Regions from separate parts of the Mus musculus genome. Here regions 1, 2 and 3 are each linked to region 4. Evidence: chromatin loops called from intact Hi-C (ENCODE). Cell type or tissue: heart. All regions are shown on one strand. Each heading gives the region's core, and the rest is flanking DNA. Links, peaks and the distances in the headings are about the cores only.

What was found. A loop is a pair of places that touch in the nucleus more often than their neighbours do. Peaks named below come from ENCODE experiments on the same cell type or tissue, not always from the same donor. Only the 100,000 strongest peaks of a DNase experiment are listed, where the experiment ranks them.
Region 1: a loop joins it to region 4, with 2.4 times the contacts of the local background. A loop is called at or near these places in 4 of 42 quality-filtered maps.
Region 2: it touches region 4 in a loop (2.6-fold over the local background); 4 of 42 quality-filtered maps call a loop at or near these places.
Region 3: it touches region 4 in a loop (2.2-fold over the local background); 3 of 42 quality-filtered maps call a loop at or near these places.

Annotation. Positions count from the first base shown.
Region 1 is chr4:105,311,091-105,318,524 of GRCm38, reverse strand. It overlaps Gm40217 (a long non-coding RNA gene), which reads left to right. Exons shown (of 4, transcript XR_867967.1): 2 at 2,940-3,049; 3 at 3,528-3,640. Among named protein-coding and RNA genes, the nearest start is that of Gm40217, 4.3 kb to the left of the region's middle. In heart, for the core only: CTCF peaks have their summits at 1,446 (motif pointing right) and 3,365; DNase peaks (open chromatin) are centred at 1,494, 1,814, 3,214 and 5,234.
Region 2 is chr4:105,301,562-105,308,995 of GRCm38, reverse strand. No RefSeq gene overlaps it. Among named protein-coding and RNA genes, the nearest start is that of Gm40217, 14 kb to the left of the region's middle. In heart, for the core only: CTCF peaks have their summits at 2,886 and 3,598 (motif pointing left); a DNase peak (open chromatin) is centred at 2,845.
Region 3 is chr4:105,325,656-105,333,089 of GRCm38, reverse strand. No RefSeq gene overlaps it. Among named protein-coding and RNA genes, the nearest start is that of Gm40217, 10 kb to the right of the region's middle. In heart, for the core only: a CTCF peak has its summit at 4,079; DNase peaks (open chromatin) are centred at 4,099 and 5,889.
Region 4 is chr4:105,420,224-105,427,657 of GRCm38, reverse strand. No RefSeq gene overlaps it. Among named protein-coding and RNA genes, the nearest start is that of Gm40217, 100 kb to the right of the region's middle. In heart, for the core only: a CTCF peak has its summit at 3,884; a DNase peak (open chromatin) is centred at 3,617; H3K27ac peaks cover 290 bases.

The DNA.
Region 1 (7,434 bases), core at 1,053-6,052, 110 kb after region 4:
TAATTTGCAGCATCCCTGGCGGGGGGTGACGGTTTGACAATACATTAATCTGAAATGTCTTTAGAGTTAAACTGCATTTTATCATCAATCCAATTTTTGCAGGATTTTCTCCTAAGGAAATAAGCCATACTCAAAGATCAAACCTCAAAAATGTTTATTGTAATTTTTTTATATTAGTGAAAAGCTACATGTAAACTAAATATTTAAAAGATAAGATTGGTAAATAAACAGTATGGTTCATATAACAAAAAACGATTCCTGATACATTGTTGGACAAGAATGTTGGCTGCAAAACTATGCCTAGAAAATTCTGAAGGAGATGCTGCAAAAGGCCAGACATTGTTAGCATGGTCTTGTGTCTGAGTGGGTGAATGTATGGGTACCTTTCCCTTTTCACCTGCTCCTCAGTTTTTTTTTGGGGGGGGGGTGTTTTTGTCTTTTTTTAAAAAAGTTTCTCCTGGCAAATACAGAAGTGGATGCTCACAGCCATCCATTGGACAGAGCACAGGGTCCCCAACGAAAGAGCTAGAGAAAGTACCCAAAGAGCTAAAGGGGTTTGCAGCCCCATAGGAGGAACAACAATATGAACTAACCAGTACCTCCAGAGCTTCTTGGAACTAAACCACCAATCAAAGAAAACACATGGTGGGTCTCATGGCTCTAGCTGCATATGTAGCAGAGGATGGCCTAGTCAGCCATCAATGGGAGGAGAGGCCCTTGGTCCTGTGAAGGCTCTATGCCCCAGTATAGGGGAATGCTAGGGCCAAGAAGCAGGAGTGGGTAGGTTGGGGAGCAGGCGGAGGGGGAGGAGATAGAGAATTTTCTGAGGGGAACTAGGGAAGGGGATAACATTTGAAATGTAAATAAAGAAAATATCTAATAAAAAATGCTTCTCATTTGTGCACACTAAGTGTACATTATGTAAATAATAACAAATAGAATAGTTTGTTTTTCCAAGGGTAGCCTGTGTGATATTTGCCCAGATGTGAATTCAAATCCCAGTTAGGCCACCGATCCTTTAGACACTACATATGCCCAAGCCTGGATTGAGAAATTCCTTTTCTTACAAGGTGGTTGGGGCACTTACAGGGTGAAGCATAACCGCAGCGTGGCCCAGAGCACACCCTGAATAATGCTTTCTCTTTCCTTCCTACATGTTCAAAATCACTTCGGCGTGAGAGTCTACACGTGTGACGGCTGAATGCGACCCTATTCGTGTAGAATGTAGATCTGAAAAATCTGTAGAGGAGCTGGGGGTGTGGCTCAGTGGTAGAGCACTTCCAAGCATACACAGTGCCCCTAGTTTCAATATCCAACAGTGAAAACAACTATCAGAGACTTGTGTTAAACACCCCTATCTTAGTAACTTTAGATCAGATCTAAAGAGACAGACAGACATCCCCCACTACAAGTCAAGGTAAAAAAGGCCAGTTGTGTTACCCAACCCCACCGGTAGGTGGAGCCGGTCTCTACCCTTGTGCCCACGCAGCCTGTCGCACCACCCCATTAGATAATGGGTATCACAGGGTTGATGGAACACACCCCCCATTAAAACTTACCGCAACCACCCAGGGCTCTCCTCTCTCTCCCCACATACCTCAAACCACTTCCTGCCCGCAGCTTCCACACCTCTGTCACACTCCGCCCCACCTTACAGACTCAGTCTTTGGAATTAGACCTCCTCATCCATAAATCTGATTCTCTATCAGAAACCCAGCTAGAAGTTGCTGTGCCTTTTCCCAGCTTCTAACTCATTTACCAAATTTTCTGACTGCCTAGTAAATATTTCGTGAAGTGTTAGAAACCAGAGAGGAAACACACGGAGGCCCGGCTTTGGCAGCCTCTCAGCCTGGAGGAAGCAGGTCATCACGTGATTCTGCTGTATTATTATAACCAATGCACTGTACGACCAATACAGGCTTGCAAGAGGCCAGCAGCTGTTCTCAACACTTCATAGACATGAATCTCCATTTGGTCTTCATAACCTGTCTCAAGAGCTTGAGTAAAATAATCTCTGTTTAACAAGTGAAGGAAGTGGAGCACAGAAAAGGTAATTTGTCTAAGCACAAGCTGTAAATAACCAAAACTATATTTGGAATGAAATTTTGTGCTCTTCAAAATAACCTAAAAGCCCAATGTGGTGGTGCACACCCGCAATTCCAGCACTTGGAGGTAAGGCTGGAAGCCTAAGGCTAGCCTTAGGCATATGGTGAATTCAAAGCCAGCCTAGGCTACATGCGACTGGGACACAAAAAGCATGGAAAAAGCATGGAGCTGGAGAGGCAGGTGGCTCCGTGGTTGAGGGCCTGTGCTGCTCTTGCAGAGGAGTAGAGTTCAGTTCCCAGAATCTTTATGTCTTCACACCATCCCTAACTCCAGGTCCAGGGCATCTGGTGGCAACTTGAGACCTCCACGAGTGTCAGGCACACACAAAGTGCACTTACATATATGCAGGAAAAGTGTCATACGCATAAAATAAAAACGAACCTTTTTTAAAAGTGAGATTTCAAGACGGTCGGGGAGTAAAGGTGCTTGTCACCCAGCCGCATGACCTGAGTTTGTCCCCAGGACCCACAAGTAGAAGGAGAAAACCAAGACCTGTAATTTGTCTTCTGGCCTCCACACATGCTTTGAGGAACGTACATACATGCATACAAACATACATACGTACATGCATGTAATAAATTTAAAACATAATGAAACAAAGCCTGATTATTCCAAAGAATGTGTCGTATCTAGTAATGCTTACTATATTATAAATTATAATTTAGAAAGATTATATATTAATTAAATTATACATGACTAATCTATTACATGTCAATCTAAATGATAGTTATACATTTAAAAACTACATAAAAATTCTTAAGAAAGATTGCATCGTCTCACGTGTTTACAGATATCTTCAACATCTGACTATTTTTTCTTTTTCTTTCTTATAGTAATACAGATTGAACTCAGAGCCTTGCACATTTTGAGCAAGTGCTCTACCACTGAAGTCTATATATCCCCTGCCCAGGATCCGACTAACCAGCAAGCAAAACAGATTCTGGTATCTCATGTTAATTCTGTCCATAGGGATTTGTTATTTGGTTGAACTGTGTGAAAAAGTTTGGCCTCACACAGAACCGGAATAGGAAAGGGAGGGGTGTGAGTGGACTACTCCTACGTGCAAATATTCCCCTTGGATAGTCCACCAAAATGTGACAAGTGCTGGTTTCTTAAAAGCTTGCTGCAGAGTGGAATCTGAAACTGATAGCTGTGGTTTGCATGTTTGTGTCCCTTCCAAAGTTCGTGTTGAAACTTAGCCTCCGGATGCTTCAGCATTAAGCAGCTAAGCCTTTAGAGGGCATTGGCAATCTTATAAAAAAGCTGGAGAAAAGCATCCAACCCCGTTTTGGTCTTTTATGGTAATTTTCCATCACTATAGTGAAAATTTGCTATAAATCATTAGGCAGTAACAAAATGATTATTTGGACACAAAATCTTGCAAGTTTTAGTTTACGATCTAAGAGTTCCATTATCTTTAGGTCTGTGGAGAGGCCACATTATCATGGTGGGACGAGACATGTACCCCAGCTGAGAAAAGAGGGGGAGAAGAGGGCTTGTGATCTTATATCCTTGTCAAGTGTGTCCAGTGACGGTAAGACCCCTGCTAAGTCCCACCTCTTGAGGGTACCATTGCCTTCCAATAGTGCATAGGCTGGGGACCAAACCTTTCACATAGGAGCCTTCAGAAGACTCTCCTCTCCCTCCCTCCCTCCCTCCCTTCCTCCCTCCCTCCCTCCCTCCTTCTCTCCCGCCTCCCTCCCCCGCTGCCCCCCCCCCCGCCAACTACCCAAGGATCAATAAGCACAGTGTTGTAGCTAGCTCCAAGCCACTCCAAGCCATTTCCAAGCCAAGGGAAAATGGCACTCAGATAAAGTCATGTAGTTCAGCTCCCACCTCAAACACTCTGCTCAGCTTTTGTCATCAGACTGCCACTGTCCTTCAAAGGACACTTTCCAGGTCATAGCTATTTTGTCACAGAGATTGTTGCACAGTTCAGGAGTTGAAAGGCAGTGATAGCATATGAAGTGTTCCGTCTAGAGACATTTTTCTACCAGTACATTTTTTTAAGGATTTTTTTAAAATAATACATAAAATTTCTGTGTGCATGTGGGTTTGTGCTCACGTGACTACAGGTGCCCACAGAGTCCAGTAGAGGGTACCAGATCACCTTGAATTGTAGTTACAGATGGTTGGGATGGCCCTACATGGGTGCTGGGAGCCAAGCTGGGGCTCTCGGTAGAGCAGAACACACCCTTAAACTATCTCTCCAGGACAGGATCACAACTTTGATTCAAAATAAAACAGTGGTTTTATCTTTGATTGCTTTTGACTGCCCCTTCTTCTCCCCCATTCTACCCCTTTCTCCCCATCCCCTGCTTCCCTACCCACTGCCAAAAAGAAAAAGTGCAAATAGCACCTTAGGAGTTGTAAACTTGCTAGTTCAGTAATGGACTCACGGGTATACCCTGGGTTCTTCTGGAGACCCCCAGCACTTCATTACACTACATTACACTATGACCCAGTGTGAATCCAGAATGCTTGAATGAGCTGCTAACTCTGAGTGGTCCTTTTCCAATATCCTTAGAGTCCTTGAACTCCAAGTCCCAGCTTTGATGGTTCACTAACATCCTCAGATCCACAAAGTAGACCCAGCACAGACTGGGTAAGCCTCAGTTCACCTCCCCTAGACACGGGTTGGGAAGGGCATGAGACTTGGCACCCAGAGCCCATGCTGTGTGCCCTGCTCTCATCACCTCTGTTTGCCAGTTAGGAAACTGAGGCTATGAGGAGGAGGGACTCCACATAGAGCTGTCCAGCACGAAAGCATGCCGCATGTCATCTTCCTGTCTGTTCCCACACTCCCTTCCTGCCTGGCTGACTTTCTTCCCCGCAGTGCTCCAGTTGCTAAGCGTCTAGCATGCCTCACCACCAAAATTTCCTGACATGAGAAAATTCCCAGCACTGGCTGGCCACTTGAGTCTTTCAGTGTCTGAGTTACTTATAGTCACAGATCACTAAGACACTGGAAACTGTGCCACGTCAGAGTCCCTGGCACACAGAACTGATAAAGTTGACAAGGTTTGTGTCTGCTATTGTGCATAGTTTTGGTGACTAGGACACAAAGGCTTTCCTCTGGGACACATTTCCAGCTGAGCTGTTGAGTTGGTCATCTCTGTCTCGGCTGCACAGAGAGGAGGTTGACATCCTCTGGGCCCCGGGTCCTCCCTGGATGAGCTGAAGTCACATGGCAATGCAGCAGGATACGAAGCACATCCTAAGACGCAGCTCCAGGAAAGTTCAGCCCAAAATAAACCTGAAGTCTAAGTAAATAAAGCATTGGGAATATTTTGGGAGAGCAATTCCACAAAGCACAAAAAAAAAAAAAAAAAAAAAAAAGGCAGGGAAATGGGAACACAATTGTCCACAGCCTTTGTTGTACAGTTCTGTCTTCTGATACAGCTTGCTAAGATCCTGTTGAGTATCTCACATTTGTAAAGGCAGGAGTGAGCCAGGGTCAGAAAAATTACATTGTTTCTTCTGAGAGACTGGTGTCATTTAAGCACTGGTTTGAGACAGGGCGGGGAGCTTGATGAGGACTGGGGGCTCTGGTGATTAAAGCAGGATGGAAGGAGAATATAATCTGTGCCAAGGGACCTGGAGGGATCGGCTAAGGAGCACTCTGTTGAGTCACACAGGCTCTTGTCTCCCGGGGGGCGAGAGGGGAGGCACTCGGAGTCTTCATGATCTCACAGGATGAAAGGAGAAAGAACGCTGTTACAGAAAGGGGCAATGTGCATGGCTGTGCATGTGGCTGAAGGGCAGGGCGTGTGCTTACCATGTGCAGGGCATGTGCTTAGCATGTGCAGGGCATGTGCTTAGCGTGTGTAGGACTCTGGGTTCAATTGTCAAAATAAACAAAACAAAGTTGGAGTGAGATAACACTCATATATTAAGCGCCATCTCAATAAGCACTTAATAGCAAATCAAACAGAGCCATCATTGTGATTCATGCAATCCTGCACTTTTCAATCATGCAGCCAAAATCTAATTAATGTTTATTATCCCCCAACTAAGTACTGAGACTATTACAGTTCTAAGAAACTATCTGTGCTCTTAAGACGCTTGCAAGCTAGTGGGAGGCAATGATAAACTAAAGCTATTAAACAGGCAATTGAGGAAAAAGGTACTGAGAAAGGCTGCCTTATAACTTTGACCTTTATAGGGCCCGCGAGATGGTTCAGTGGGCAGAGTCACTGACAACCGGAGTGTGGTCTCTGGAATATACATGGTGGAAGGAGAGAACTGACACCTCAAGTTGTCCTTTAACCGCCACATGAATGCCACAGCTCACTGCACACATGCCTCCACAATCAATCAACCAACCACCCAATCAATCAATCGATAATGTATTAAGATGCTAAAAGAACAAAAGTAAAATCCCAGAGAGGAGGTGGCTGGGATTTTGGCAGACGGAGGTACATGTTGACTATAAACCCAGTGACTTTTTTCTGTCTACGTTTTTGCTTCACTTCGATCCTTCAGAATTTCTGGCCATGGTGGCTCATATCTTTAATCATATCTTTGGGAGGCAGAGGTGTCTCTGTGAGTTCCAGGCCAGTCTTGTCTAGTCTACCCAGGGCTACATAGTGACACTCTAAACGCTTCAGAATAGGTAAAACATGGAGGACCTTGATTTAAACATGAGAAGCAAAAACTTGTTGGAATTGACTTAGACACGCAGGTTGAAGCAACGGTGGAAGTCTGGATGGCACTGTTTTTAGGTTTGGAGACAGATAGACCTGGGTTTGAATCCTGCTGTTGCCATTTGTACAAATTACTTACATCTCAGGATCAGCTGGGCCCATGAAAACTCAGCAATATGGCTACCCAAACAAATCTTGACTAATGATCAGACCAATTGACGTGCAAAGCTCAAACCAGGAAGCCTCACAAGGCCTCGACCCTAGATGAAGCACTATAGGCCATCAGTAGCTACTGGGGGAATCAGCTCTCTCCAGAAACCAGCTCACTGGCAGGTTATGCAGTCCCAAGTGGTCAGCCCTATGTATGTGTAGCTACCAGCAACACTACATGGACTCAGTAGGTTGCATATTGTGTACACATGTATGTGTGTGTATGGGACAACAACTAAAGAATCCGTCAGGAACTTGAGGGTGAGTTAGGGCAGGGGAGTTGGAAGGGGGACAGAGAGGGGTGGAAATTATGTAAATACAGTACTCATACATGAAATTCACAAATAAAATAACACACTCGAGAGCATGTGCGCACACACACACACACACACACACACATGCAATATGGCCTTGGGGGTGAGGGGGGGGGGGGTGTGAGAGAGAGAGAGAATAAAGCTACCAGAGCACCAGA
Region 2 (7,434 bases), core at 1,329-6,328, 120 kb after region 4:
CATGGGGACATGAAAGATGGAGGCCCTTAAACGCTACAGTGAGTAGTAATAACACCTTGTGCTGGGGGCACATCTACTGGCTCCTCTCTAATCTTGAGCCTTAAGAATTTCTATCTCTAATTTCCAATTTCAAAACAATCCACAGAGAAGTTGAAGGACTGCCACTGGTCAGGGAGCTGATGTCAGAGATAGGTTTACATCTAACCCTTTTTTATTTTGTTACCCAGGACCCTTAATCCTACCCCAATCCAGCCACTACTGCCTTTCCCCTGAGTAACTAAAGAGTCCTTTTCCTTGTATGCTTCATCCAACAGTCTCTCTAGGGGATTCCCCTTGAAACATGTAATTCCAGTCATATCTATCTTTTACCTGCAGTGGGCATTATTGCTGCTTTCCAGTGTCCATCCTCCTATTCTCCATCTGGCCTATCACTACCTCTGGAGATGAGCCAAGTTCACAAATTCTGCTGACGCCCTTGGCTCCATTACTGGGATTGGCATTCTGATTTTTGCATGCTCTCGGTCACTGAGGTTAGGTGGATGTGGGGAAAGGCCCTCAGTTGGGCCCCAGCTTGACTTTTCAGGTGGAGGGGATGATGTTCTTGCTCTCAATCACATGACCACATGAATAAGAAAACATGGCTTTCAGAAAAGAAAAAAACATGGCTTCCATGCCTGTTGGCATCCACGTTGTGATCTGGAGGTAAACTGGAATGAGGGATGGAATGCATCTGTCTGCAGGAGGGTGGAGCCAAAGCATCCTTGGCTCACTGGCAGGAGCCCTCAAGGGTGCAACATCAGAAGCCTCCCCATCTTTGAATCCTAGTTATAGGGAGCTCATAAACTCTTTACTGCACAAGCTGGCGTGGGCAAAGTTTGCTGTAACTCATCGCAAAGGGCCTCCTGGGTGACTCAAATGCCTCCTAGAGCTCTTGGAATGGCATCCAAACGCCTACCTTGCTATTAAATGCCCGCTAAACTCTAAGATTAGTGAGTGCTCAGGGCCAGGGCTGGGTTTTCATTGGCCCTGGTCGTGCTGGCCCCTGCTAAACATCACTCTAGCACACAGAGGGTACTAGACAAGTGACAGGGGTCTCCCTCTAGCGTGATACCTGTTTCCCCAAGGCTGGGGAACCCTAGTCTCCCTGCTTTTTCTTCCAGAGCCACCTCTACACATGAGCTGTGTTTTCCTAGACACCAGCTTTCTTACTCAGGCAACTTCCCATCATTAGGGAAAGGCCAGAGGTCTAACCACGAGGCTGTTTATGTCCAACAGTATGTCTGACACCCAGGCTTTCAAGAACAGTGGCCAGAAAGGACCAAGGTAGAGAACTTTATGAGCCCAAGTTGGAATTTTCCACATAATCAGAGAGGGCCTCCAAGCTATTGTGATTTGTGCCACGAATAGGGAGGATCCCTATGTGGGTCAGAAGAACATTTCATTCCTTCTTCACTTTTGGCCAGATCCTCAGTGCTGCCTGCAGCTCTTCCCACGGCCTTTTCTCCTACCTGATCCCGAGTTACTTCACTCTCTAACCAACTTTGCCTTACTTCTCTGCAAAGTGACTTTTTTTATCTGATTTTATTTGTCTCTACTTCCTTCTCCAAAATATGAGCTCTCCATGAGGGTGGGGCCTTTGTCTCATTTATCACATCTCCTGCCAAGGATTCCATGGGGTTGGAGAGATGGTTCTGCACTGCCTTTGCAGAGGACCAGAATTCGATGCTTCACTCCAAGTAATCAAACATCCTCTTCTGGGCTTAGTGTGCACTGCATTCTGGTACACACACACACACACACACACACACACACACACACACATACACAAAACACACACACACACACACACACACACACACACACACACACACACGAGATACATGCCGTATTTTGGGTGACCTGGTATCCTCCTTAACAAAGGTACATTAAAATGCAGCCTCAGCAGGCTGACCCCCCTCAGGCAGACTCCTTCCCCTCTCCCACGAGCAGCTTTCTGCCCAGCACACAGTTATTTCTGTCACTGTCCTTATCAGAACAGAAGGATCAACTGTGTTTGTTTGTGGGTCCATGTTGGTTAGCAGAGTGTGACTATGCTCAGTCTCCAGGGTGACCACTTCCAGGCTGGAAGAGAGAAGAGGAGATTGAGTCTCCCAGGCTCTGGAAACAGTGGACATGAGGATGGTAAAAGGAGAGGCAGGACCTCTCTGACTCGGAGAAACTCCCAGGTAAATGGGGTCATTTCATCAGCAGGGAAGTGGAGTCTACACTATTGTGAGCTTTTGAAAACTAGCTGTCTGATGGAGTCTATATCGGACCTCGGTTCCCTCTCACTCCTTCTCCAGTTTCCAGAACAATGAGGCTTCCCCAGGACTTACCCATGTATTTTTAAAGTACGGACAGTCTCATCCTCCAAATCAACTGGGTATTTGAGAAGCCATCACATAACTTCCAGGTTTGTCTTCTCAATGCTTCAATTATGCAGTTTAGTGAGGCCCCAGAAGCCAAGACCAGCCTGGCATTTTAAAAGATTCTCGGTACCTTTGTGCTGAAGCAGGCCTCTGGCTTCTCTCTCTCTCTCTCAATTATTACCTTAACTATGCATGGGAGACCTAAGGAGACAGTTTATTTTGACTGGTAGATTGTTAAACTGTAGGAGGCAAGCCAGAGGCAGCGCCAGGCTGTGATTTCCATTGCTCTGCGGGCCAAAGCCTTGGTGCTGAGAATAGCCAAGGCCACTTCCTGCTAGAGGAGGAAATGGCAGTTTCCTCAAGTCCCGGAAACGTGGCTTCCTCTCTGGTGCCTAGCTCAGGGTTCACCCATTAGACAGTCTCTTCCCACCCCAAATACCCGGGGACCTGGCTCCAGCATGCAAAAGACATCCTGTTTTCCCTGAGGAAGTGGCCCAGATTGGGGCAGCCACCAGGGCTTTTGAGTGGATGAGAGTAGGTAGCACAGCAGGAAGGGATTGACAGGGAGGGAATGATGCTAATAATGTTAACCAATAAGAAAAAGCCCCACCCACTCCTTTGTCCTGACCCCAGAGATCTCAGCAAACCCGACAAAAGTTCTCACGGCCTTTGGAAGCCAAGTCCTTCTGATATCTCTTTTTGCGGTTTTTCATCTGTGTGTACATTTTTACAGAATATAGTGTGATTATGTCTGTTTGACACCTGTATGTCTTCGGTAATAATCCAGTCCAGGTAATTACCATCTCCTCCTTGAACAGTTACCATTTCTTTGTGTTTGAAGCTTACAAATCCTGCACTTCTGTACCTTTTAAATAAAATCTACCAGTATAAGGCGTTGTGAATTGCAGTCACCCTTGTGTGTTGTGAAACACTAGAATTTATCCTTTCTATCTAACTAGACTTCCAACATCCTGTGATTTCTCCTTTCAACAGTGTTTCTGTTTCTGTCTCCTCTACCAGTTTTCCCAATCCAAAAAACTCAGTTCCAGGGGCTAGAAAGATGGTTCCACAGTTAAGAGCACCTGTTGCCTACTGCAAAGGACCCAGGTTCAGTTCCTAGCATTCACATGGTGGCTCACAACCAACTGCTAACTCCAATCCCAGGGGATCTGATGCCCTCTTCTGGCCTCCATGGGCATCAGACATTCACATGGTTCACAGACATACATCTAGGCAAAACATTCATATGTATTAAAATAATTTATTAATAATTAGTTAATTAATTAAGAAAACTTAATCCCTCTCCTGTGCTTGCTCTACAGATTTCAGGAGTTAAGAATGCTGCTAGGCAGAAGGCTAATACTATAGTTCAGTTCTAAAGCACCTAGCATGTGCAAGACCCTGGGTTCAAACTGAGGGGAGGAGAGAAAGGAGGAAGGCTGGAACAATGGGAGGTTGGCATCATTGAGCACTGACTGTCTCAGGACAGAGGGGAGCCCCCCTAGCTTTTCTTTTCTTCTTCCTCCTCCTCCTCCTCCTCCTCCTCCTCCTCCTCCTCCTCCTCCTCCTCCTCCTCTTCTTCTTCTTCTTCTTCTTCTTCTTCTTCCTTCTTCCTTCTTCCTTCTTCCTTCTCTTTCTTCCTTTCTTCTTTCTTCTTCTTCTTTCTTCTTCTTCTTCTTTCTTCTTTCTTCTCCTTCTCCTTCTCCTCCTCCTTCCCCTTCCTCTTCTCCTCCTCCTCCTTCCCCTTCCTCTCCTCCTCCTCCTCTTCTTCTCCTTCTCCTTCCTCTCCTCCTTCTCCTCCTCTTCCTCCTCCTTCCCCTTCCTCTCCTCCTCCTCCTCTTCTCTTCTCCTCCTCCTCCTCTTTTTCTCCTTCTCCTCTCCCTCCTCTCTCTCCCTTTCTCTCCTTCTCTTCCTCCCTCTCTCTCTCCCTCTACACACACATCCAAAAAAACACACTTTATGTCACACAAATGTACAATTAATGACCTGGTAGGTAGGTTGTTAAACTCTCTGAGCCTGAGCTTTTATGGGGAGAATGCTGTATCTGCTCTCCCACCCCCTTTAGAGTTGTTAGATTTCGTGAGGCAGAGCACTCAGAGTAGATGAAGCACTTTCCTATAGTTCAGGACTCAATAAATGGTCATTATTGTTTCCCTCTGCCCTTTCAGAAGGGGAGTGTCTTTCCCTGTCTCTTAATGAATAATGCTTGCCCTTCTCTGAAACCTTGGCACCAGCTAGCACCCGTGCCCTTGGAATTTCAGCCTCTGTAGAGACAGGCCTTATGAGGGTCTTTCTTTGAATGCTATCCTTGTGGGCAATTGGCTTGAATTAAAAACTCAATCCAGTTATCATTTATAATAATTTAATATGAACTACTTGCCAAACAATTTTTATGGCATTATCTCATTTTTTATTTTTTTATTTTTTTACATTTTAAAATAGTTTCAGACTTACAGAAGAAAACTTTCAAGGGTAGTAAAACAATATCCCACATAGTTTAAATTCACTTTTTCCAAATATTGACAATACACAGTAATGTGCCACATCCCAGTTAATGGATGAATACTAGTGTGCTTTGTACTAGCTGAAGTCCATACTTTATTTGTTAGTATTTAATCTAGTTATTATTTTTATGTTACAATATGCCATTATGATATCACCTTACATTGGGTTGCCCTGTCCCTCAGGCTTCTTTAGCCTGTAACTATTTTTCAAGCTGTCCTCAAGTTTTTATGGCCTTGTGAGTTTTACAGAGTACTGGTCACATCTTTTGCAGACTGTCACTTAATTAAGCATAATCTCTTAACATGGTGATACAGGCTGGGGCCTGGGGCGTGAAGGAGAAACACCATAGGGTGTCACTGGTCGTATCCTGTCAAAAGTACATGTTGTCAGCCAGGCAGGGTGGTGCATGTTTGCAATCCCAGAAACCTGAGAAGCTGAGGCTGAAGGATCACAGTGAGTTGGAGGTCAGCCTGGGCTACATAATGAGTTCACCAGACGGGATAGTACACGTCTGAAACCCTCAGGACTCAGAAGGCTGAGATAGGAAGAGTCTAAGACTTAAGGCTATAGAGAGACCCCACTATTAAAAAAGAAAAGCCAAGCAATCAAAAAACAGCAGGGGAAATGTTGTCTACCTGTCTACATGTCCTGTCACGGTCACACTGACCCTCATTACCTGCATGAGAAAGTGTTTTAGAAGTAGCCTAACTGAAATATCTCTCTCTCTCTCTCTCTCTCTCTCTCTCTCTCTCTCTCTCTCTCTCTCCATCTCCCTCTCCCTCTCCCTCTCCCTCTCCCTCTCCCTCTCCCTCTCCCTCTCCCTCCCCCTCCTCCTCCCTCTGCTATAGTCTCCAAAAGGAAGTCACTGTGCACAAGCCACATTACTTTCCAACTCCTTTGGGCAGAAGATCTACAAATTGCTTGGAATTCACTTGTATGGAAATTTGTATATATTCCCTTCCTGGTGTATTCCCACTGTTATTGAATTATATCAGTAGAAACACAGAAATAATTTTCATATTATTGGCTCAATGGCTTTTCTCATGTCTCTTGCATTCTTCAGGACTGCAACACTAGTGTCCTCTGGACAGCATCGTGTTCTACTGTGAGCCTGAGATATAGCTTGGCTCCTGGACAAGAAAAAACATTTTTGTAGGCAGTCTTTGCCCAGCAGGGCACCAATTTGCTTAGCATAATTATACCCTAGAGCCTTTGATGGGAGAAGAGTCTCACCTTCAGTGTATGTTCCCTTTTGTCTTGGTACAAAGTTCATGGGTTCCCCTAATGACCTTAATCTCCTTAGCAACTGTATTCATCCTATCTTCATTTGCATCATCTGACTTTGGCCACTTGCAGGCTCCTTTCTACATGATTTTCCAATTTCTCCTCTGCTCTGCTCTTTGCTCTCTATTCTTACTATAAAGCTGGCTAAAAGTAATGAGCAACAGCCATACCACAGCCTGCAGGTGATGCTATCTTGAACTCGTCTTTATTTCCAGCCGTAGCATGAGTCGTCTTTAGCCCAGTTCCCAATAGACTTTATTCTCACGTGGAATCTCACAAGCATAATTTTTACTGTCCACGTTTCTAACAGCATTCTGGTCCTCAAATTCCCATCAGAATCACCTATTCATTTCTGCTAATAACATCACAGGGCTTCTCTATCCTGTACCTCCATACTTTACTAGAATTTATTTCCCACAGTTTAACACAGTACCAGAACACCTCTATGATGCCGAATCTCTGTACTGGTTCCTTTTTTTTTTTTTCCAATACTCTGATAACATACCTGACAGAACCAACTTAATGTATGAAGGATTTATTTTGGCTCAGTTTCAGAGGCAGTCCATCACAGTAGGGAGGGCCTATCACAGGGGAACAGTTCGATCCATCCCTGTGGGAACTGCCATATGGTATAGACCACAGGAGGCAGAAAAGCAAGCCAGAATGAGGAGGCAGGCATAGCGTTTAAGGGCCTATTCCTAGTAACCTACTCTTCCAGCTAGATCTGACTTCTTCAAAACAGCATCTAGAGCCGAGGAGAAGCCATTCAGGACGTGAACCTGTGCTGGACATTCCAGAGTCAAACCATAACAAGGACTTGAACACATCTCATTTTGCCTTTAATTTTGTAGATCTCATTCATCACCAAAGTTACTCAAGACAGCAGTGTTTTATTCCCCACCACAAACGTTCACTGTGATTTTAAAATTATTTATTCATTTTATGTATATGTGTACACTGTAGCTGTCTTCAGACACACCAGCAGAGGGCAACCATTACAGATGGTTGTAAGCCACCATGTGGTTTCTGGGAACTGAACTCATGACCTCTGTCTGAAAAAGCAGTTGGTGTTCTTAACCACTGACTGAGCCATCTCCCCAGCCTTCACTGTGATTTTTACATACATTTAAATAATAGTATGTTGGGGTGGGGGGAGGAAGAGTGGTTCTAGAGAGATAACTCAGCAGCTAAAAGCACTGGCTACTTTTCCATAGGAGCCTGGTTGATTCCCAGCATA
Region 3 (7,434 bases), core at 1,262-6,261, 94 kb after region 4:
AAAGCATCATGAACCAAACACAGTATAGAAAGCAGTACCAAAATGAGCCACACCCAGGGCTCAGGGTCTGTGGAAAAAAAAGAAGGCACACATAAGTTCCCACTTTAAAACAGTGCTTGGGTATGGCTGCTCTTAGCAACCACAAGGGACACGCCTTTCATTTTTTAAGTGAGTTATTGCACACAAGCCTTTGGACCAGAGCTGAAAAATTATTGTCTAATTATAAGCTCTATGGACACTTATGGAGCAAGTCAGTTTAATAGTTCAGTCCCTAGTCAGACTTAATGACAAAGGAAATATGGTTTATGCCTGCCCTTCTGCCTTCCCTGAAGGCTACATGCTGGAAAAGAAGCCAAAAATTGTCCTTGAAGGACAGCATGGAGGGAACTGAGTTGCTGTAAGATGGTCAGAAATAGACCATGTGTGAAAATACTGGGAACGGTGAGCTGCAGCCATCGGCCACACTGAGCACACAGGATAGGGTCCGATGAGGTTTGTAACAGGGCCCCATACCTTAACACAACTGACTCCATGATTGAAGTACCATTCAGGCAGTAAAACTCAGCACATAGACAGCACCACCTGCCAAAACTAAAACAAAGGCCTAATCCATCAAATCCGTAGTTCTGGGAAAGTCTCAAAACGTACTAACCTTACTTCTTTAGCGTCTGAAGTTCCGCTTCTGGCTAACTGTTCTTGTTAACTGAAGTATGTCAACCTAGAACATGGGTTTTGTATTTAAAAGCTCACCCTGAGAAAGACGCAGCGCTACACTAGGATCCAGAACACCCCGTGTCGTCACCAGCTGGCTAAGACTTTCTATTGGCTTAAATCCATATGCAAGCAGTCCTCTCTGGTGAATATCCAGCAAGGTTGAACTCTCTCGCTCCATCTCCTTCTCTTTTGCTTCCAAGACAATGAGGCTGAGAGACGTTAGTCTCCTCTGTGTTCCTCATACAGGCTTGCATTGAATAGTTTGAGTGGCCACAACAAAGCCCATCTGGCCAGACAGAAGCTTGTGGTCTTGGTCCGGTCTCACTTACCTGCTAGGCTACAGGGAAACCAGGAAAATGAGAAAGTGCACAGTGTGCCTCCGACTGGTCCTAGGAGAGCCTTCCCGTGAGACCATGTCTTCTTGGAAGCGATGGAGCTGCTTTGCCCAGATTGTCACCCATCCATAGTCTATGCCCCCAACCCTCTGCCACCTCCATCCACCCACCCCAGCCACACTGCTTCCCCCTGACCCTTGAATATACCCCCACACTTCCCATCTCAGAGCCTAGTCACCCACTGCTTTCTCCTTGGGAAAGAGTTTTCTTTGACTGGTCTCACCAGCACTTAGATATAAACCTCAAAGGCCCCTCAGATCAGCCGTTAACAAGCAGCAGCACCAATTTGAGACAACAGAGTGAGGTTTCAAGCTCACCATCCCCCCAAGAGGAGCAATGGGGAAATCACTTGTTGCTCTATAAAGTGAGAGGCCCACTTTACCTTTATAAAAATAAGATGTCAATGGATATCCCCATTATCCCACACAACAGCCTGAAAAAAATGATCAACCAGGATGACCTAAATTAGCTTGCATCCTAGCTAGCTGGAAAGACAGGCTTGTTTCTGACTGGAACAGAGCATGTGTGATCAGGACCCCAGATGTTCCTGCATAACAGTGCAGGGTACTGCCAAAGAGACTGGAGGATGAGGAGAGGCCACAGGATGGCCATGAGGAAGTCCCTGGCTAATTCTCGATAGAACCCTTTGTCTAAGACTAAGGGCTTGCTGGTAGATTGTGTGGGCGCACGTCGTCGCTGAAGAACATGTTGCTGGTATTCTACTGGCTGTGGTTGTGACCCAGAATTCCTTCCCACACAGCCAGGGTGGAGAGCAAGGGAGCCTCCTCGTCTGAGCATTTATCCCACACAGTTGCACCCAGGCACAAAACATCCACGCCAGGTCGGTCACAGGATGTTCACACTCAGTGACAAAATCCCATCTACTGCCCAGCCCCTAGGGGTCCTCCACAGGGCATTTCCTACATGTATGCAAGAAGGGGCACACACACCTCCTCAGAGAGAGCTAGTAACTGACCGAAAGTCACATCTGGGTAACTAGATTGGGGTCCCCAGGCATACAAATTTGGTGAACCATGTGATACCCTGGAGCCACGGTTCCCTGACCTATAAAACAAGGGACTTGCATGTGGCATACATACACACGTGCAGGCTATACATACACATAAGATAATAAAAAGTAAATTAAAAGAAGCAAAGGATGTGACGCTAATTTACAAGTCCAGTTGCCTCAACAACAAATGTATAATCTACACAGACTACACAAACACGGGAGCCTGCAAACAGATCAGTTTAATGATGAGAAAAGTCTCCACTGTCCTAGGAATATATGCCACTCTCCTTTCTATTCAGTCTCCTCACACTGTCCAAAACCAGTCAGCCAATGATCAGACTTCAGCACCTTTGTTGGATTTTGCTCATTAAACAAATTCATGTGAATGCTACGAACCACTGCCTGCTCTTGGTAGGTGATTTAACCCAATGGTGGGTGTTGCATGAATCAGTCAGTAGCTAACTTGTTTTTATATCTGATAAATATTCCATTATGAGAACATACTTTGAATTGCATTGAAACACACATCACTGAGGTAACAGTTTGCATAAATTAAAATGAACAGATTTTAAACAAATGATCTGGTGAGTGTTAAGACCTTCCTTTCCTAACCAGCTTTTCTTATGTTTCACACAGTTTGGACTATAGCCCAGATTTGTCTCCAACTGGAAATTCTCCTGTCTCAGCTTCCCACATTCTAGGTTTACAGACATACCCCATCATGTCATGCTGGAACCCAGAATTACAATGTCATTCAATTTCAAAATGCTCCCAGAATCACTGACAACATCTCGTAAGTTTCTGCCTTCAGCACTCAGGGCTCAGCTAGCCATCAACCTGGATTTTTAGTTACCATAGCTTTGGCTTTCAGACCTTGACTATCTATAAACTGAATTTATCTTCTGTCTCATTTTCCTCAATAATTTTTGGTAGTTAAAAGCGTATCTATGATTTTTTTTATTCTTTCTTACTGCATGAAATTGAGAATTTATGCCATTTAGTACTGAGGTAGTGTTATGAAATAATACCGAACAGTATTTATTCTCCTGTCTATCAGTGGTGATTTATGCTGCTTCCAGTTCTGAATAGACATGGCTAATCTGTTATGAACAGATTTTGTAAAAAAAAAAAAAAAAAAAAGGAAGATGCCCAAAGGTTCTGAAGGAACACAGATGAAGCATCTCTTTCCCTCACAGGAGCTCTTGGCGAGGCAATAGCACTGAATTAGACGCAGTAGCAGCAACAAGCTCACATTAAGCCACCGGGATACCTTGGATTGGAAAGTCCCCTATTCTGAGAATGAGCTGATTCGCATACACTTGGTCTGCAACTATTCAGAAACTAAGACTCATCCTAGCCTATCAAGTGTGTGTGCCTTTGTTGAAGCAGATGCACTCCTTACTTGTCCTTTGAGAGGATGGATGGCCTTCTGCCTTCCTTTGTCCCCAACCACTTGACAGTTATTAAAGAGCTGTGTTGCTTTTAGCCACCAACTAACATTTACTGCGATGCTGAGGAAGGTCCTAGCTGCTGTCGTTCATTATGCCTCGTAGACTGGTAAGGTGTGGTTCCCAGTGTGCACACAAGGACACAGAGGGTTGGAGATGTTGGGTGACCTCCCTAAGGTCTTTGTGAAGACTGTTTTAGCTCCCAAGTCCTCACTCTGTCCATAGCCTTCAGAAGGCAACTGAACTTTCACAAATACTATGTGTCCTGCTTATCTAATGCTAATACTACTGCTGCTAGTGCTGCTGCTGCTAATACTAATACATAATAAGTTTAAAGGATGATCCTCTCTCGTCTTGCATACCCTCCTGGTCTTCCCTGCCAAAGCTCAGGCTCGGCCCACACAGCCTTCTCTGACTTCCCCTAAAGCCCGCCATCCAAGGGAAGTTCGGGCAAAGCAGGAAAGCTGGACTTTCCACTCAGCAGCAGAGGAGCCCAGGCTTGCCAAGTTCTCCCGCAGCCAGGCGCCTGGAGGCGGGCCCTGTGCACTCTATCATTGCATAAGTGTTATTGCAGCCAGTTCCTGGAATCGGAAATATGGCAAACCATTCACCTGGTGGAAAGCCCTTGCCAGGAGCAATGGTTGTTTGGTTAGCTGTGCCTTCAGAGTCCTTTCCAAGAGACTGGCCAGAGAAGAGGTTTATCTAGCAGCGCCCGTTTCTTAAGTCAAAGTTACTGTGTTTTTAATATTCTTCAGCAACCCGACATAGTTTTTTTTCTCTTCCCAATAATCTCTCCATCTTCCTCGCAGCTGGGTCAGGTTTCCCATCTCCTTCTTGTTGGCCTCCCAGGCTTCCTGCTTCCTCCAGGACCCAGGTCTAAGACAGCCCCCTCACTGCATTGGGAAGAGCTTTCCTTATGCCAAGGCCTTCCCCAGCCTCAGTCATCTTCCAGGAGGCCCACCCTGAGTGTCTCCAACAGTTCTAGCCTCTGAAGGTTGAGTGGCTACTCCTCTTTCTTAGAGTGGTCCACAATGAAACCGTTTCATTCTAATCTAAAAGGAAATGCTCTAAAACACTTATTCGGATAGGCCACCCTTTCTGAGATGGCAAGTTTCTTGAAATAATAAGGGTGGTGTTTTGTTTTGTTTTGTCTCTACATCCCCAGAGCACAGCTCACTGCCAGTCCCACAGTGGTAATTGCCCGAGACCTGATTACTGAAGTTCAATGAACTGGGCTAAGAATGTTCTGTGTCTGTGGCAGATTGCTTGCTGATGCCTTAGATTCAATCCCCAGAACTTCTGAGAAGTTCTGTGAACTGGTAGTTACTGGTTAATCGGAGCTCATGAAGATAAAGAGACAGGCAGTGTTACTAGTCTTGAGCTGATAAAATGCCAGCCAAAACAGTTCAGTCTGTGTCTGCAGCTTTATCTGAGACAGAAAAAGCACAATTTCCATTATATTTTTCTATTAAAAATTGTTCTTATAACTCTTTATTAATTCATCAGACCAGGATTTTAAATTGGGATTCATTAATTTTTTCAGCTCACTCTTCCACCAATGAGGAAGTTACTCTTCTTCTAATTGCCTCGAGACCCTCATTAGGAGACACATTCAAGGCGGTGAGGCCATAGATGGGATTCCTCACCTAATGAGCTCCCAAGACATTATTGGGAAATGAATAAAAATTACTAAATGACCAGTGGTGATTTATGCCCCATGCCATATATTTATATCTAGTCAGGATTTTGCTGGTAGCCTTTTCAGCACTTTATTTCTCAGGAATTCAAATCTATAGTCTGACATTTTCTAACTCTATGCTATATAGAACCTCACCTAAATTATCAAAATTCCATGGTTTTATATTTTCACAGATAAACTGCAAAACATATATATATACATATATACATATATATATATATATATATATATATATATATATACACACATGTATATATATATATGTATATATATACATGTGTGTATGTGTGTTTCACATGTTGACTGATACATTTGAAAAGCACACACACACACAAGCCTATAAAATTGCTAACATAACTTTAATCTGTCTCTCCTACAATATTAGTTACTTAGTTGGAGAAATGGTGTCCTATACATTCTTGTCTTCCTCTCCCCAGGTGATAGTTTCAAGGTGACCAGATGAACAGCAAATAGCTTTAGGCAAGAATTGTCAAAAATTCCTGTGTGTGTGTATTGGTACCACCGGCCTCTAGCAAGAATTAAGGCAAGACCAGGAATGTCCATGGCTCCGATTCAGGCCTGTGTCCCTGAAGTGGAAAAAGCATTGCCAGACAAAAGCAGCAGCTGCTCCTCTCTCCCCAGGACCACCCAGGAGGGCGTTTCCCTCATCCCTTTACTAAACTGGACTTTCTTGGCTGTCTCACAGGCTCAGAACCTGATTTTGTGATCCCTAGAGTTGACCAAGGCAAGCAATGTTGCCTATGCACTATTATATACTGAGAATAAGAACCTACCTCATCAGAGACATGAAGTTCTCATGTTGGCTCAGCCAGCACAGCATCTCTGTGTGGCTGCTTGGCTTGGGATATCATGTTGCATTCTAAAGACCCCCAATTGAGGAAGTATCAGCATGAAGGGAGTTCAGTGAATAAAGCCTATCCAAGAACCTAAGCAAGAGAGCTTGTGGACCAGGCGTAGTGACACTTGCCTGTAATCCCAGAACCTGAGAGAATAGAAATAGAAGTGTGAGTTTGATTCCAACTTGAGCTGCTTAGTAAGACTCTGTCCCCCGAAAAAACAAAAACCCAGAAAGCTAGCTTTATGTGATCCCTACTATGCAGCATGCACGGGGACAAGAATGTTCCTGTTCCTCTGCACCTCTGTTGTCCCTACTTCTTAAAGAGCAAGCATAAAATCCACAGTTAGGAACTGGGCCTAAAAACAAGCTCAGTGGTGAGAAACCCTTCATTCCTTCTCAAATCTGTCCTCATCTATTAAATGGGAATAAAACTTTAGTAAAAACCACAGAGAGTAGTGGCACGGGTCAGACTGAGTTCCGATGTTCTCTAACTCATACACCATGTCTGTCATCATTTTTGTTATTCTTTTTTTGTTTTGTTTTGGTTTTTGTTTTAAAGATTTATTTATTCATTCATTCATTCTTTCTTTCTTTTATTTATTTATTTATTTATTTATTTATTTATTACATGGAAAGTACACTGTAGCTGTCTTCAGACACTCCAGAAGACGGCTTCAGATCTTGTTACGATGGTTGTGAGCCACCATGTGGTTGCTGGGATTTGAACTCAGGACCTTCAGAAGAGCAGTGAGTGCTCTTACTTACTGAGCCATCTCACCAGCCCTCATTTTTGTTATTCTTATATAAGGTCTGCGAATAAGAAAGACAATGTGTCTTTCATTAAAGCAGTTTGTAATTGACGCAAACAAACCAAAAAAAAAAAAAAAAAGCCACCCTTCAAATATGATGCAGGATTTAACACAACCACTACTTGGCTGTCATCTCTTCCAGAACATTCTTGTCTCCTCTGCGTCTGAAGCACTGGTCCCACACTCCCCTAAAAGCCCTGTCTGAAGAAGCTTCCAATTGGATGGATTTCCTAAAAGGGGAAAGATCCGGCTGGTCTTGCTCCATCTAGCTGGAAGCTCCTGTGATGTGAGAACTCCACCCAGAAGCTCGACAGGCCTTCTGGGTACCAGAAGGAGGTCACTTGAGGTTGGAGGGGTTCGACTGGTGAGTAGTTGCAGACTCTGGACTGATTGTAGACACAAGGAGCTAAGCAGCCCACCCCTTGATTGAGAATGAACAGCGGGAACAGCTTTGGCAAATAGATCAATTTACTAGAGGGTCATCCATCCACAAGTGGC
Region 4 (7,434 bases), core at 1,384-6,383:
TAAACTATATTAACACGAATCATTATAAACCTGGGGAAAGGTGCTTGGATCCACTGAAGGCTTAATTTTTGAGTAGTCCCAGTCTAAGTCCAGTGAAAGCTTCCTTTATTTATCACACAGTCACAGAGCAGAATGTATCAGTCAGCACAACTATTTCTGCTGCCCTACCCAATGGTGGTTCTGGCCTAGGCATGGAATTCCCACCCCTTTCACGGTCACTCTAGAGTGGTTCCCTTGAAGTCTGTTCATTTATTTAGCAAATAATAAATTTTAAGTGATTATTTCTCCTATTCCAGGTGCTGCAATAAAGGATAGAAAGATAGAGTCTGTCTCATCCCTTAAACAGCTAATCCTATGAGAAAGCCAAACTGTGATCTGATTACCTCTAAGTGTAATGAATACTTTGCTGAAGGGCAGTCAATACCCTGTGGAAGCTCACAGCCAGCCTTCTCACCTATCAGAAGGATTTGAAGCAGTTTTTTGAAGGCATTGCCATTTCTGCTCAGGTTGGATAAATAGTTAAGTGTTAGAGGGGGAAAAAGAAAGCACTTGAAAGGACCTCGATCAAAATGGGCCACAAAGGGGGAAAGAGAAAAAAATAGTTGCTCTAGAACCTGGTTATAGAGGCAAGGGCCTCACACTTCCACTCACTTGCATCTTCTATATACATGGTTTCTAGATCCTACTCAACTCTGTGATAGGCTACCTGCAGAGCTCAGGGAGGGGACAGCCCCCTTTCCAGCTCCTATGGCCCCAGTGGAAGCAAAGTTTTCCAGGGGTCTTCTTGTTAAGAATGGAATCCAGACCAATCACTCACCAGTCTATGACTGTGATCAGAGGAATCACAGTGAACGGGAAGTGGTGGTGAGCCATTCTTTCGGTCCAATGGTCCAACAGCAATGATAAAGTGATCAAGGGAAGCTGGACCATGCAGCAACTCCTCTCTTCGTCCTCATTAGCAGAGAAGTTATCTTCAAGACATCAGAATGAGTTCTAATCTCTGGCTTGGATTAGATTCCATCCCAGAAGTGAGAATTTCATCCGATTGAGCTCAGTAAAAGCTTGGCAAGTGAGAACGAGGTAGAAGGAAAGATGTCGAATCAACAGTAGTGAGAAGAGAAATTGGTGGAGTCTAGTCTTACTGCAACCTGTTAGGCCTGGGCAGGTTAATATCCTTGGGAGGCCTCCTCTTGTCTGAAACAAAAAGGAGAAGAGTGGCTGGTGGGGGAGGGGAGAGAAGGACTGGGAGGAAAGGCGAGAAGGGAAACTACTAACAGGATGTAAATTCATTAATTTTTTAAAGGCTTATCCCCATTATGGTGCTAGAGATGTAGGGACTACAGAACTCTGAGAGGTAGGGCCTAGTAAGAGGAAATCTGGTAACTAGAGGTATGTCCCCAAATTTCTGTAGGACCCCGGTCTCTTCCACATCTTGTTTTGCTCCTTGACCATGAAGGAAAGGCTTTTTCTGTGCTGTGTGTCCCTGTCAGGATACTGCTACCTCACTGTCATTCCAAAGGGGCTAGCAGACTGTGTGACGCAACAGGAATGACTGTGAGCAAGAAGGAAAAGTCTCTCTGCATCCGTTAACTCAGGGGTCTGTCAAGGTGACATATGTGTCTCAGGGTGACAGACAGCTGACCAGCAAAGGACCTTACATCCTGGTGTCAACTCTGGAGCCAAACTGCCTGGGGCCAAATCAGGCCCTGCTGCTATGCTGTGTGGCACAGGGGAAGTTCACCTACCTGTCTGAGTTTCATTCCCCTGTCAATGGTGTGAGGCCAGTGTGACTGTGCTTGTGTCATGGGTTTGGTTTGAGAACATTTGTAGTGCATTGATAGTACAAATTGCTTAGGACAGTACCTGTGTGTGGCACATCATGTAAATATATGATATGAATGTAAATGTTAGGCATGATCAGGGAAATGTTTCTTTTTTTTTCCTATAAATAAAATTGCTTTTATTTTTTGAGAAGCTGCAGACTTAGTGACAAAATTATCAAAAGCTACAGAATTCCCAAGGATCTCCCCCATCCCACCCCTGCGGCCACATTATCTCCCCTGTTATCAGCATCCTGCATTGATACAGCATATATGTTACAGTTAACGCTGAGCCAGCATTGACACACTTCCTGACTGAAGTCTGTTCCTTACGTTAGGATTGTCTTTGTATTGTGCACTCTGTGGATTTTTTGACAACTAGGTGTCAGGCATCCGCCATTGCAATGTCTTCCAGAATAGTTTTATTGTCCCTTATTCTGGCCTCTTGACCCCTCACCCAACTACAGTCTGTCACCGACATTCATACTGTCTTTATGGTATGTCTACCAAGACATATGTCATCTTGTGAGAAACATATGGCATGGCACGCAGCATTGCAGATTGGCTTCTTTCTCTTAGCCGTATGCATTTACATTCCACCCCCACCCCCGTCTCCCATTGCTTAAGTTTTGATTAGGAGGAGAGGTCTTCACTCAAAGCTGAATGAGGGTTCTCTAAGGAAGCTGAGCGAAGAATCTTTGGCCCTTTGTTCTTGTGCTCTGGAGAGCTCTGCACCTTTGCCCTTAAAACTTGATTTCCTGCTCTAGAAAAAGTCCCACCCCTAAGGCATCTGGCCTCTCAACCGTGACCCTTTTAAAATGCAAATATTCTGAGATCCCTGTAGGAGTTTCAGGAGTGGACCCAGGGCGTTTTCCTGCAGGAAGAGGCCATCATCTGTCCCCATAGCCCCTTGCCTAGAGATGGGACTCTGGAGAGCGGAAAGCAGAAAGGTAGATGACAGGGAATTCCTTACCCACGTCTTCTAGCTGGAGGTTCAAATAGTTTCAGTGGTCACACTTCATGAAGCAAGAACAACCACAAAAATCAGAACACAGCAAAAGGTCTTGTAAATTTCATCCATGAACATACATGACTTGACCATATTTAATTTTTAGTGATAACTTTTACCAAAAAAATAGCAGTTAAAGATCCTCAGAACTTTTAATTTATCAGCACTTATTTATTTACTGAGCACCTAAGAATTTATGATCCTGTGCAAGTACAAAGTAGTGTGACCTCAAGATAAAGCAGATGGATACGTGTTTCTGCCCTGCTCCATCAAGGAAGGCTTCCCGGAACAATGGAACTTGATCATGGAGGTGGAGGATGACCTAGATGGGAACATGACACACTAGAGAGGACCTGGGTTGCTGACAGTGGGACTCTATTCTAGAAAGAGTGAGCAGCTCTGTTGGGCTCAGAAGAGGGCATTCTTTAGAAGTGGGGCCTGGGCACTCCCAGGTCTATGGCAGGAAGTATAGCCTGCAAGAACATGGAGCTGGGCACTCCAGTTCTGTAGCTAGGAACCATCGCCTTCGAGGATGTGGGCTAGGCACCCAACAGGACAGATTTCAGTTTACCTCTCTTCCCAGGCCCAGCCTTTCCTGAAGTGTAGTCCCTGAACCCTTGTCCCAAACCCCTGTTGTAAGTTCTTAGAGCATTTAAGGACTTCCTTCTTCCGGCCCGAGTCCTTGGCTGCTGTGATCTTCATTGTCCCCCTTAAGGAACAACTTTATTCTCATTTCTGAAGGTCAGACAATAGAATTCTTGTGAGAGGTCCTTCTCTGGAACCAGACAACAAGGCAACCTTGCCTCAGCCTGAGGAGGAGTGGGTGGGGCAGCATTTCCTTCCTGGAAATCAGTTTGCCTGCACTCTGGCTCCCCACCCTGCTGCTCTGACCACTGCCTTGTCCTGCCAGGACCCTATCCCCCCACCCCTACCCCCACCCCCATTCCTGATTACCCAGCAGCTACTCCTCAGCCCTGTCCTTGGTGACGGTTTTCCACATTAAAGGTCAGACTCTTGGGTGACTCAGCTGTTTTGTCAAACAGCTCCCCCATGCTTTCCAAGTCAGGGAAGGCTTGGGTCTGCAGAGACTACATAGAAATAAATCAGCAAACAGGTGCCTGTAAGCATAGTCTTTTAATCTGTCTTTCTCCTGACTGCCTTCATGTGTCTATGAACACACCATACACACACTCACACACACACACACACACACACACACACACACACACACACACACACACGGGAGGGGGAAAGAGGGTACTTGGTCCTCTTATTACTTGTGCTCACCCCACTACCTTCCCATTACTCATCATTCTTGACCCTGCTCCACCCCCACCCCCACCCCATGCCCCAGCCAGTTCTCACACCATCAGGGACCTGAAGGCTACCTGTGGTAGAATGAAAACACCAACACCTTGAAATCAGAAAGAGTTCAAATGACAGCTATAGCAACTGTTGTACTAATCTGTGTAAGGTATCACTCTCTCTCTCTCCTCTTCTCCCTCAGCCCAAGTCCAGAGATTTAAAGAAAAAGGAAAGACTTTCCCTGTGGATTGAACTACTCAGCTCATAAGTAACTTAGAACAGTGGCTGCAACAAAGTGTTATCATAGTGTATATGTCGGGTCGTCCCTTAAAGCCAGACTGCCCATGAAGACCATAAGGAGGCAGAGGGAAGAGAAAGGGCTCCTGCTTCAGTGGGAAGATAAAGAGAATTAATGGGTTTGACAAAATCTAGTCACTAGACTCCTATAAATCAATCTATCCTCCCTCTCTTCCTTTAATTAGCAAATTTCTCCACATGAACCAAATGGGAGAGTCCTGTCTTCCATGCACACTATGGGCTGAATTTCCCAGCCTTCTTTGAATCTAGCAGTGGCCATACAGTGGAACATAAATAAAGTAGGGGAAGACAGTCTCGTTCTCGGGTCACTTTCTAAACAGAGAAGCAGAGGAGGAGGAAGACGAGGAAGACAAGGAGGGGGAGAGGAAAAAGTTGTTCCCCTTGCTTTCTTTTGCTCTTCCCTTTAGCTAAGGATGGGTTGATAATTTCCTTGAAAGTAGACAGGGAAGCCACGTTTCATATGACAAACTTCTAGAGTGTTGCACGAGGGCAAAAGCACATCTGTTTGATTTAGGTCCTGTCGTTGAATGAGCCCAAAATAGCAGCGTAGTTAGCCTCCGACTCATTTCCAGTGAGACCTCCCCCAGTGGTTTTCAACAGATCAGCAAAGCTCTGTTTCCTTTGTTGCCTCTGGCCCGATTCTGACAATGTCTGTCTTACCTAAGACTGTGTCCCTTCCCACCTGGCCCTGGGTCTCCAGTCAGTCCTCACCCCAGCCCAGGACAATTTCAGGAGCAGTAACAAAACTTTCTACAGTAGGTACATGTTTCAAATTGTTACACTCCTAGCACAGTGTGCTGTCACTTCTATTAGCATGGAATATTGCCACTAAGGAGACCTAGATAACAAGAGCGCCCATCAGGGTAGCTTTTGCTCATTTTCTTCTTCAAATGTCTCATTTAGTTTTCGACACTTGATTGCAAATCATGCTCTAGTACCCAAAGAGTGTTCTTCTGGGACCATTTCAGGATCTTTTATGAGAGGCAGGAACCTGTTTCACAATGTCCCATCAAGACACACAATAGAGTAAGAAAGTCCCCCCAAAATAAAACTGAATCCCCTTGGGAAGTAAGAAATCAATACAGGGAAACTAAACAATGGCAAATACCTACTCTACCATCTATGTATCCAGACTTGTAACTCCAGCCAAAAATGCTGTACTCTGCCCTGAACAGGGCTGAGACTAGAGAAGTAAGCAAGCTGCCTAAGGTATAAAATTTAAGGAAACAGGGTCTCATGTGCTGACCCTGTACTAAAGGGACCCTGAAAGAATCATTAAATTTAGTTCACTATGTGACTGCTTGCCTTCCCCTGATCCTGACCCTTGACCTGAAGCCTATGTATCATCCTTGAATCAACTGGAAAAGTTGATAGGCTTTGAAAGTTCATCATGATTAAAATCCAACTAATTATCCTCCTGTCCCTAATCTCATCCTTTTATGCTTCCTGTCACAGTGACTGCTCAGGCCAGAATCCTGGGATCACCTTTGACATGGTCCCCTGTTCCCTCTGTGTCCTATTTACTCTGCAGCATCCCAATACTTAAGACATTAAACCACCGGCATCTTTCCTTTGACATCAGCAACAGCCCAAAATTCATCTTCCTAGTTCCAATCTTTCTACCTGCTGTTTTAGCCTTAACATAGGCAGAATGGACTTCCCAAGCATGATTTACAACCCTCCATAATGTGCCCACCTTGCTCAGACCTTGGTTATTACAACCAGGCCTACTATGCCACACTCCAGCTATGGAGATCTGTGCGACACTCTAGCTATGGAGATCTTCTGTGCCACACTCTGGCTGTATGCAGTTCTCACTGCTCCTCCGGCGTTTCCAGGCCTTCTTCACATGCTTTCCCCAGATCCATAGCCAATGCATTCTTCTCATAACCATGTAAGCTTCATTTCTTCTAAAAAGAACCCACAGCCTATGTCTCCACTACACAGAATTATACTTTCATAATACTTATCAGGGACAGAGATGGTGGTTCATCAGACACAAGTATTTGCTATAGAAGCTTGGGAACTTGAGTTCAAGTCCTTGGATCCCTTTAAAAAGCCAGGCAAAGCCACAAGCCCTTCTATAAACCCAGAGCTCAGGCCAGGGTAGACAAGATCACTGGGATTTCAGCTTCAGTGAGAGACACTGTGTCAAGATAATAGAACAGTGAGTGGTAGAGTGGTACACCCTACCCAATGTCTTCTTTTGGCTTTTACATGCACCAACATATAAAACACACACACACACACCACTAATCAAAGATTTTTAAATGCTTGCTTACTGTCTATGTTTGTTAATGATAACTTGGTGAGATCTAGAATCATCTGGGAGGGGAACCACTGGGCATGCCTAGGAGAGATTAGATTGCCTGTAGTGGAAGAGCTGCTTCTGTGGGTGGCACCATCCCCTGTGCTGGGATCCTAGACTATAGAAACAGGAGAAAGTGATAAACCAGACTGGTGGGGTAGTTCAGGGATACGGTGTTTGCCCAGTGTATGTGGGGCTTTGGTTTAGTTCTGAACACTGCAAAAACAAACAAGAACAACAACTTAACAATATTTTATCAGTCACTGGGGGATTGTGAGTCAAATAAATTATGTTAAAATGATTATTGAACTTATTTCTATTTTAGGTAGCAAAGCATAAACATAAATTTGAGTAATGAATTTAATGAAAGTGTGTGTGTATATGTGTGTGTGTGAGGGGGGGGAGTTAAGCATAGAGCACTCATCATGTTCTGCTTCTTGACTATGAATCCAATGTGACCAGCTGTCTCAAGCTATGATACCTGGCCATGATGGATTGAAACACCCAACTATGAGTATATACAAATATATAAATATATATGTATATGTATATATATATGCATGCACATATATATGTGTATGTGTGTGTGTGTGTGTGTGTGTGTACATATTACATATATAGTGTGTCATCTCTATATATTTGTACATATGAGTGTAAGTGTCCTCAGAGGACAA